Regions from separate parts of the Homo sapiens genome. Here region 1 is linked to region 2. The links are chromatin loops, found by intact Hi-C in ENCODE. Cell type or tissue: heart right ventricle. All regions are shown on one strand. Each heading gives the region's core, and the rest is flanking DNA. Links, peaks and the distances in the headings are about the cores only.

The links. Hi-C counts contacts between places; a loop is a spot of excess contacts. Peaks named below come from ENCODE experiments on the same cell type or tissue, not always from the same donor. Only the 100,000 strongest peaks of a DNase experiment are listed, where the experiment ranks them.
Region 1: it touches region 2 in a loop (11-fold over the local background); 2 of 110 quality-filtered maps call a loop at or near these places.

Annotation. Positions count from the first base shown.
Region 1 is chr5:155,092,712-155,097,115 of GRCh38, forward strand. No RefSeq gene overlaps it. Among named protein-coding and RNA genes, the nearest start is that of KIF4B, 81 kb to the left of the region's middle. In heart right ventricle, for the core only: no CTCF peak of the experiment used is centred there; no DNase peak of the experiment used is centred there; H3K27ac peaks cover 2,746 bases.
Region 2 is chr5:154,970,345-154,974,748 of GRCh38, forward strand. No RefSeq gene overlaps it. Among named protein-coding and RNA genes, the nearest start is that of MRPL22, 31 kb to the left of the region's middle. In heart right ventricle, for the core only: a CTCF peak has its summit at 2,326 (motif pointing right); a DNase peak (open chromatin) is centred at 2,344.

The sequences.
Region 1 (4,404 bases), core at 320-4,319, 120 kb after region 2:
GGAAAAATTCAATATTGCACATAATATGTATGATTCATATGTGAATATTGGACTTTCCTTTTCTTTAAAAATATTCCCTAAGCCATGTGTGCCCTCAGTGGTTCCAGCCTTCCCCTTTTCTTCACCTCCACTCTTCCAACCATGGAAAGCATGCCTTTCACTTTATTGTGCAGAACAATTAGGTCCTCCCTAGCTCCTACATCCTAACTTGGCTCTGAGGTTTTTTTGTTTTTGTTTTTGTTTTGTATAACCAAAGGCCCACGAACTATGCTTTTTCTCTCTTCCCCATGATTCCTGTAAGGTCTATGTCAAGAAGAGAGGTTGTTACTGTCTGTGTGTTTGGCCTGCATTGATGTGCTTGAGACCTAGGGAATCTAACACATGAGAAAGAACCAAGGGAAATGTGTTCTATGCTCTTCTCTGATCTTCTGGTAACTTTCAAAAGCCAAATACCAGTAGGTTACTCACTTTTTGCAAAATATATGTTTTCGCCAGTTCCAAGACCCCATTTAAAATAATCAGAGAGCTTTAGGGTTCTGGGGTAACAAAAAGGACATCCAGTGATCTTACTTTCTGCATCTTAGCTTTTACTGACTTTTGTAAACCTAGGACGTGTCACAGGAGCCAAAACGAAGACAGTCTCAAGCCCAGCTTAGAGAATCAGTGAGACCACTGTTTAAGTCCTGGTTCTCCACTGCTTAGCTGTGTTTCATCTAAGTTCCCTCATGTGTAAACATGGACATGATAGTTTCTACCTCCTGAGGTTCTTGAGAGGATTAAATGAGATACTATTTGTAAAGCACATAGCAGAGCAATTGATCTTTCAACAAATGGGTTCCTAGTATTACATTTCTTAATAAGCCTTATATAAAAGAGACAAGAACATCTCTTCCCACTACGCCATTTCTCCATACCCTCCTGGTTTTAACCTCCTCCAATTACCAGAATAACAAGGGAGTAGCTGGCCTGCTATGGGATCTTTGCCTCTAATGCAGAGGTGTTCACCTTCTTGTGTCTTTTTTGGGAGCTCTTGGCCTTCAGGTTGATGGTGATGTAAGGGGCTATTAGTTGGAGCCTGCCTTTTCTAATAGGAGTCTTCCTATTAGAAGACAGACACATTCAAAAGTTATGTACATTCTACAGGTGTGCTAAAGGAAAGAGGAAAGTAAGTCTAAGACAAGAGGCATGCAGGTATAATCAGTAAATTTTTTGAAATGGGTAAGCACGAATAGTATGACAGAGGCTATAGCTACTTAATTAAAGAAGCTGTTTCACAGAGGCTGAAGCAGAAATATTGCTTGAGCCCAGAAGTTCAAGGCTGTAGTGTGCCATGATGATGCCTGTGAATGGCTACTGAACTCCAGCCTGGGCCACATAGAAAGATCCCATCTCTTAAAATAATTAAAAAATTAAAAAGAAGCTGTTTTAGTTCAGTTGCTTACTTCTAGAGAATCATGGGAAGCATTAGTACAGAATAAAATAGCTTTAATTACATGTAAAGTTTTCAAGATGGGCTAAACTTGGATTCTTTACCATCTTTCTCTCTTATGTCCGGTCTTCTGCCTGGGGGGTGGGTAGAGGTGGTATTTAAAGGAATACTTTGATGACAACATTAAAAGTTGACACTCAAAGAGGACAGTGATACTTTTACCTCTTTTTCTTATAATACATAAGCTGCAATTAATAACTGAATCTAGATGATTACTGGGTTGGTACTAAAGTATTTGAGTGAATTCAGTGAAGGCTATCAAAAAATTGAATGGTAAAGTTAGAGATTTTATCAATTAAAGGAATGATTAATATTTTAGATTGAATAGGAAAAAAAGGTTCTCATGAACAATACCAAAATCTAGTACCAGGCCTTTACTGGGGCTAAAAATACTTGTTTGAAACTGTGCCGTGTACATACTGACACTGAGTTGGCAGCATTGTGTAATGCAGTGTGTTCATGTTCTTGCTACACTGTGGCTTTGGCTATTTTAGGGTGATCTTTCTTTGTAGAACCTAAGAGAGCATAGGAATTCAAATTGTTTGTTAACTTGTTGCTTTCCCAGGCCTTTCTAAAACAACAATGATGGTGATAAAGGATGCTTAAAGCCTTGTAAATTCCCATCCCAATCATGTGTTCTATCAAGATGTCACCTGTTAGACTCCATGTGTCAATTAGCCAAAAAATGTTAAGAAAATTCTTACATCCCAGTTCTGTTTCTGTCTAAAGGCAGATTTTGGATTTCAGGTATGTAGGCTCCTACTTTGTGCCTAGAATTGGGCTGAATGCTGCTCAGGTAATAATTCAGGTGTGGGGTGAAGCTACAGTAGGCAATGATGATGGCAGAGAGAAGGAAGAACAATGAATTTGAGAAAGTGAGGTAAGAAGTGACAGAATTTGGAGCTGAAGGCTATCATCCTTAGCTAACTAACACAGGAACAGAAAACCAAATACTGCATGTTCTCATGGATAAATGGGAGCTAAATGATGAGAACTCTTGAACACAAAGATGGGAACAACAGACGCTGGAACCTACTTGAAGGCGGAGGGTGGAAGGAGGGAGAAGATCAGAAAAAATAACTACTGGGCTGTGCACGGTGGCTCACGCCTGTAATCCCAGCACTTTGGGAGGCTGAGGCAGGCCAATCCCTTGAGGTCAGGAGTTTGAGACCAGTCTGGTCAACATGGTGAAATCCCATCTCTACTAAAAATACAAAAATTAGCCGGGTATGGTGACGCATGCCTGTAATCCCAGCTACTTGAGAGGCTGAGGCACAAGAATCACTTGAACCAGGGAGGCAGAAGTTGCAGTGAGCTGAGATCGCACCATTGCACTCCAGCCTGGGAAACAGAGAGAAACTGTCTCAACAAAAAAAAAAAAGAAAGAAAAAAAGAAAAAAAAGAAAAAAAAAACTATTGGGTACTAGGCTTAGTGATGAAATAATCTGTACAACAACCCCAATGACATGAGCTTACCTATAAAACAAACCTGCACATGTACCCCGAACCTAAAATAAAAGTTAAAAAAAGTGACAGAATTTGATTAAAAAAAATTGGTGTAATTTATTAGAGCCCCATAATGATATTTTTTTCACAGCTGATGTGGGTGTTATTAATAACATATAGTTTAAAATGGAATTACCTGAAGTTGTTAGCTCTCAACAATGGGCTGATAAATGAGTTATTATAGAATTTAAAATATGAAGAATATTTTCCTAAAGAACTGACACCAACATGAAAGCCTACATAACAACACACAGATAAGTCCAGGCTGACATACTGTGTTTGCTGTTTCATACTACTAATGAGGTGGTGGAGAAACTGGAGAAAGATGTTTCAACACCCAGAGTCAGAAGCATAGGATGTTGTATTTGAAGGTCCTTTGAAACCATCTTCTAGATCAGAGGTTGGCGAATCTTTTCTGTAAGAAAACAGATAATAAATATTTTAAGCTTTGCGGGCCATATAGTTTTTGTCTCAGTGACTCAACTCTACCCAGGTGTTGTAAAAGCAGTCATGGACAGTTTATAAATGAATGGGCATGGCTGTGTTCCAAAGCGACTTCATTTACAAAAATAGTGTGTGGATTTAGCCCATGGATTAGGCTGCAGTTTGCTGACACTGCTCTAGGTAAATTCCTCCATTTTACAGACGGGAAAACTGAGTCGAATCAGTGTGTATTTAAAATACTTAGCATGGTGCCTAGCACATAGTAAATATTCAACAAATGATAGTTATTTTTATTATTGGGAGGGTCTTTGCCTAAAAGTGATACAGGGAGTGGTGAGCTATAAAAGTATTGTCAACAATGACAACAATGATAGTATGCTTATTTGTCTATGTTAAATACACATACTTTTTTTTTTTTAATTTGAAGGATCTTTTTCTCTGTGAGGAGCCATTTGAATTTGGTGTCTCTCCTCCTTTTTAAAAAATAAAAACTGTAATATGTTAAACATAACACCGTTCTTCAAAATTCAGCTACATCATCCTACTTGCTAACTGTTCCAATTCCACATTCTAATCCACAGGCCATATCCCTGGACTCTTAGGTAAGCATCTGAGATCTCTGTTATTTTAGAATATGGTCTCTTTTTCTCCCTTCCTCTTTTCTTATCTTCTACCTTAAACCAGGATGAAACCTAGGCTCTGGGGTATAGTGTATCATTTTGAGAGATAATGAATGTCACCAAAGTGACTACAAAATTACAGGGCCATCTCTGACTCTCCCTTTGCAGTTAATGTAGTGAAATTGTACAGTTAATGTTTGTATAGAACGATGGAGATGAAAAGCAATATCTGAGTACTAAATGTTATTACTAAGAAAAGGAGAAGCTGAATCATTCTTTTTATATGTGTCCTTAGCCACTCCAACCCAAACCTAATATGAGCATGGAATTTCATAACTTTAACGG
Region 2 (4,404 bases), core at 251-4,250:
CCACTGCACCAGCCTATTACAAATACTTTGAATGAAAGCAAGGAAATATTGGTAGATGAATTATACTTGTGCACTAAAATAAAATTTTTAAAAATATCCAATAGGGACTTGAATGATTATTTTCACATATGGCCCAAGGAGGCTCATACAAATTCTACTTTGGAAAGGAAGGAATGGCAATATTAATTTCAAAGTGCAATTTAAGGAAGAAGTTAAATGACCCTAAAAAGGTTGTTTACACATGCAGTCAATTTGAGAAAATGTACAAGTCTTCTGAAGAGCATTTGTAAATTGCATGTGTCCACAGTGGACCCCAATATAAGAAATACTGATTTAAATGGTTTTTCTATTTGACTGTTTATCTAAATGGTCACAGTTCTTTACTCTTTTCATATATTGATGCTCTTTGCAATGTGACTTTGTATCTCCTCTTATTAAGAGGTGGAGTCTTTGAATCTGGGCTGGCTTTGTGACTTCTTTGGCCAACAGAAAGTAGCAGAAGTGAGAGTTTTCCAGTTTTCAGTCTAGGCCTCAGAGGTCTTGTTTGCTTCCTCTTTTTTTCCTGGACCTTTGCTTCTGCCATGTCAACAAACCTAAGCTAACCTGCTGCAGGACTAGAGACCACATGGAAGAGAGCAATGAATCACCCACTGAGAGCCAGCCAGCCAACTCCTAAACATGTGAGTGAGCCCAGCCCACATCAACAGAGCTGCCTACCCCATGAAAAACTGACTATAGAAGCATGAATGAGCCCAGTTGAGATGAGAAAACCCACTATAAACTGACTTACAGAGTCATGAACAATAGTAACTGCTTATTGTTTAAGCCATTGAGATTTGAGGTAGTTTGTTACACAGTAATAGGTGTGATAAATATTTCAAACTTTGTACCCTACAGAAAATACCTATTCTTTTTAAATGGCTGTAAAAATTTATGAAATTGATTCTAGGGTTATCATAAAGGAACCTTAATAGATTCTTTCAAATAGAAACTATATAAATAACTTTTTAAAATCATACTGCCTTAAAACTAGAAATTTGTTCCTTTTTAAAAAAAGTTTAAATATAATTCAAGCTACTTGATAATTGAACACTCCTAACTCTTGGTTCTTTGGGGGAAAAAGGATCATTAAAGTGGACGTGACCTATGAATTCAATCAAATACAAATGAAAAAATTCAATGTGGGAAAAGGGCATACAGAGAAGATTGAGAATCCTATGTAGTTAAAAAAAAAAAAAAAAGAATCCTTTGTAGGAATGTGCTGTATCGTAGCCAACCTGGAAGTACATTTCTCAGAATCCTCTTCTCTGTAGGGTTGTGGGTTAGAATTGGCTGAAAGATGAGTAAGATCTGGGAGTTGGAAGTGATGCTCTCACAATCATTTTGGCATCCTGACACCTATTGTAGTGGTAACTCAGTCGGAGACACCATGCTAAAGCAGCAAGCATCCCATTCCATCATCTTGTAAGACTAATGTAAGCAAAAATAAATTATTAAAAGAGTATTGGATCACTCAAATAATTTCTAAGTGGCCCAAGAACTAGATTTTAAAGCTACATAGCCAGGAACAATGCAATCAGATGACATAGGAAGAAAACCATACCTCCTTACAATAGGGCTGTTCTAGTGGAAAGACTAGGATTCCATCATAGCTGCTCCTAAAGGGCCAGATGCCTGTGTACTGTCTGGGTATAATAGAATCTGTAATCTCCTACTCTGTGACCACCTCCTCACATTGTTCTCTTCCATCTCTGAATCAGTGTGGGCATAAATGACTGGCATATATTATATGAATGAACCTTAGTTGTAAGTACAGAAATGTACTTTTTAGTTTTCTGGTTTCTAAAGCATGCCAATGTCCTCCAGTCAGAGACCACCACAAATACAACTCTAGTTGAACAAGTTGGGTTTATTACTTGTTGCAGCGAGGGAAAACACACCATGGGGAGCTATGGGGTGTCTCAATAAGAGGTGTTAGAACCTATTATAGGATTTGGGCATTGGTTGGGTGATTTGTGGAGGGGCTAAGAAAGCAGGTATTTTTTTCTAAATTGGATGCTGTTAGAAAGCAGGTGCAATTATATGATTATCTCAAGTTTTATCAAGGAGGGTAAATGAGTGAAAAAAAGGGGTAAGTGGTAAAGAGTTAACAGTTACTCATTTTGGCCACAAGAGAGGAATGTTTGGTATTTTGTGAGGGGCACAGTGAACTTATTTTTTTCTGAGCTTCAGCAAAATGATGGTGTGGACTCGCCTTATTTCATTGAATCATGATCCCAGAGTAACTTTGTCTGGCTTTGATATTCTGTGACATGGTTTATGTCCAACAGAGGGCAGCATGGCCTAGCTGTGAGTGCCTGGCCAGCTTCTGAATGTCAAGGGCTGCTCTTTTCTTTTCTTTCTCAAATGCAAGAGAAGGGAATTGTTGAATAAGCTGATTTATTGTTTTTGCCACAGGTATCACCATACTTAAAGTGAAGCTCTGGTGTTTCCTGCTAAGTTCAGGTATAAGACAAGTATGCCGACTATCCATGATCATTTAATATTTTCTGAAAGTTTAGCCAAAACAGTAAAACAAATGAAATAAGAGAAAAATCTTTGGAAAGGAGGAGGCAAATTATTATTTACATATAATTGCCTATCTAGCAATCTAATAAAGTAAACAGAAAAAATATTTGAAGTAAGTAGAGTTCAATAAGGCAGTTGGTTACAAAATCAATATGCCATACACACACACACACACACACACACACACACACACACACACACACACACACACTTATTTAAGAGACAGGGGTCTCACTGTTTCTGTTGCCCAGGCTCAAGCTCTGGGGCTCAAACCCTTCACCTCAGCTTCCCAAGTAGCTAGGACTACAGGCACATGCCACTGTGCCCAGCTAAAGCTTATCTTTCAAAATCAACAACTCAAAAGAAAAGATAATTTTTAAAAAGTATTAAAAATAGAAACTAAAATATAAAATATCTAGGAACAAACTTACATAAGTAGGCAGGACCCATAGAAATAGAACTGTAAAACTTTATTGAGGGATTTGAAAGAAGACTGGAATAAATGATAGGGCATACCCATTCTTGAATGGCATAACTCAAGAATTCAACCACTTCAATTCTAATAAAAATGTCAAAAGCATTTTTTTAACTAGAGAATATAATTCTAAAGTCACCTGGGAAGCTTAATAAAGGGATGAAGAAATTTTGGAAGATTGAGGGGTGACTTACATTGCTAGGAAGAAAGGTTTATTATTAAAGCAGCATGATTCTTATGTAGCCTCCCAGACAGGCTCAAGTATATAGATTTGATATAGGATAAAGGTGGAATTGAAATATACTTACACTTCTGCTTAGGATATAGCTGCAAAGCTCATCACTCTCACCCTAACAATGAAAATGACAGGTAAATGACAAAATCATTACTTTTGTTGAGCCCGTAAGAAAGAATAGCTTCTGAGGCAACCAAGTAAGCTAATTCAAAAGAGAGACAAGTTCCTCCAAGGAGAGATGAGCTATGCAAACTGTCTTAACTGTCAGAGCACAAAAAGAGGGGCCACCACTTTTTAAGTGGATTAGAAATCAGGGAAATTGTTACATGCTGTCAAAATCCATGTGTGGATTAGTGGGCATTTGTTTTATTATTGTTCATGACACTGTGCTGCCTTCTGTGTATATGATGTATTTTAAAGTAGGGAAAAAGTAAATTTGGGGTCCAAATGTAATTTCCTGCATTTTTACACACAGGGGAATTTAGCCACAGAGAGGCTGGGTCCATTGGTGAAGATCAATTACTCCCATTTCCCAGTTCAATTTTCCATTCCCTATCCAATGCTCTGGCATCTAAAGCAGCCACATGATTTAGCATAAGTTAATAGACTCTGAACTTTTAAAATCAAGGCCAGTTTAAAAGAACTTAAGTTGCAGATATGAGATGTTTAATAAAAAATGAACACATACGGGTGAAATTTATCTGACTTGGGATGGAGAAAGCTTTTTATAAAGCAAAGGCAGAAGCCATAAAGAAAAAGATGAACATCTTAGGAGTATTAAGAGATATATCTGAATGATAAGATTACAGGCAACCTTTAATTTTACTTTGTGTGTTTTTCTATATTTTTGATGTTTTCTAAGTGAAATATATATTACCTAGGTAATTAGAAAAAATAGTAAAATTAAAAATAAATATCACTTTGAGTACTGTGAGCAGAAGCAGGAATGGAAGAATGCAGCTAACTCAGGAGAAATATGTGTTTTTAGCAGCTATCATTACCTTGAGTTTTCACATAAAACCTTAAGTTTTATAGGTGGAGAGAAAAACCAGGGGAAAGCACCTGATTAAGTGGCATTAAGTGGATGCTGGTGAAAATGTGACCACATTAGAATGTTGAAATATGA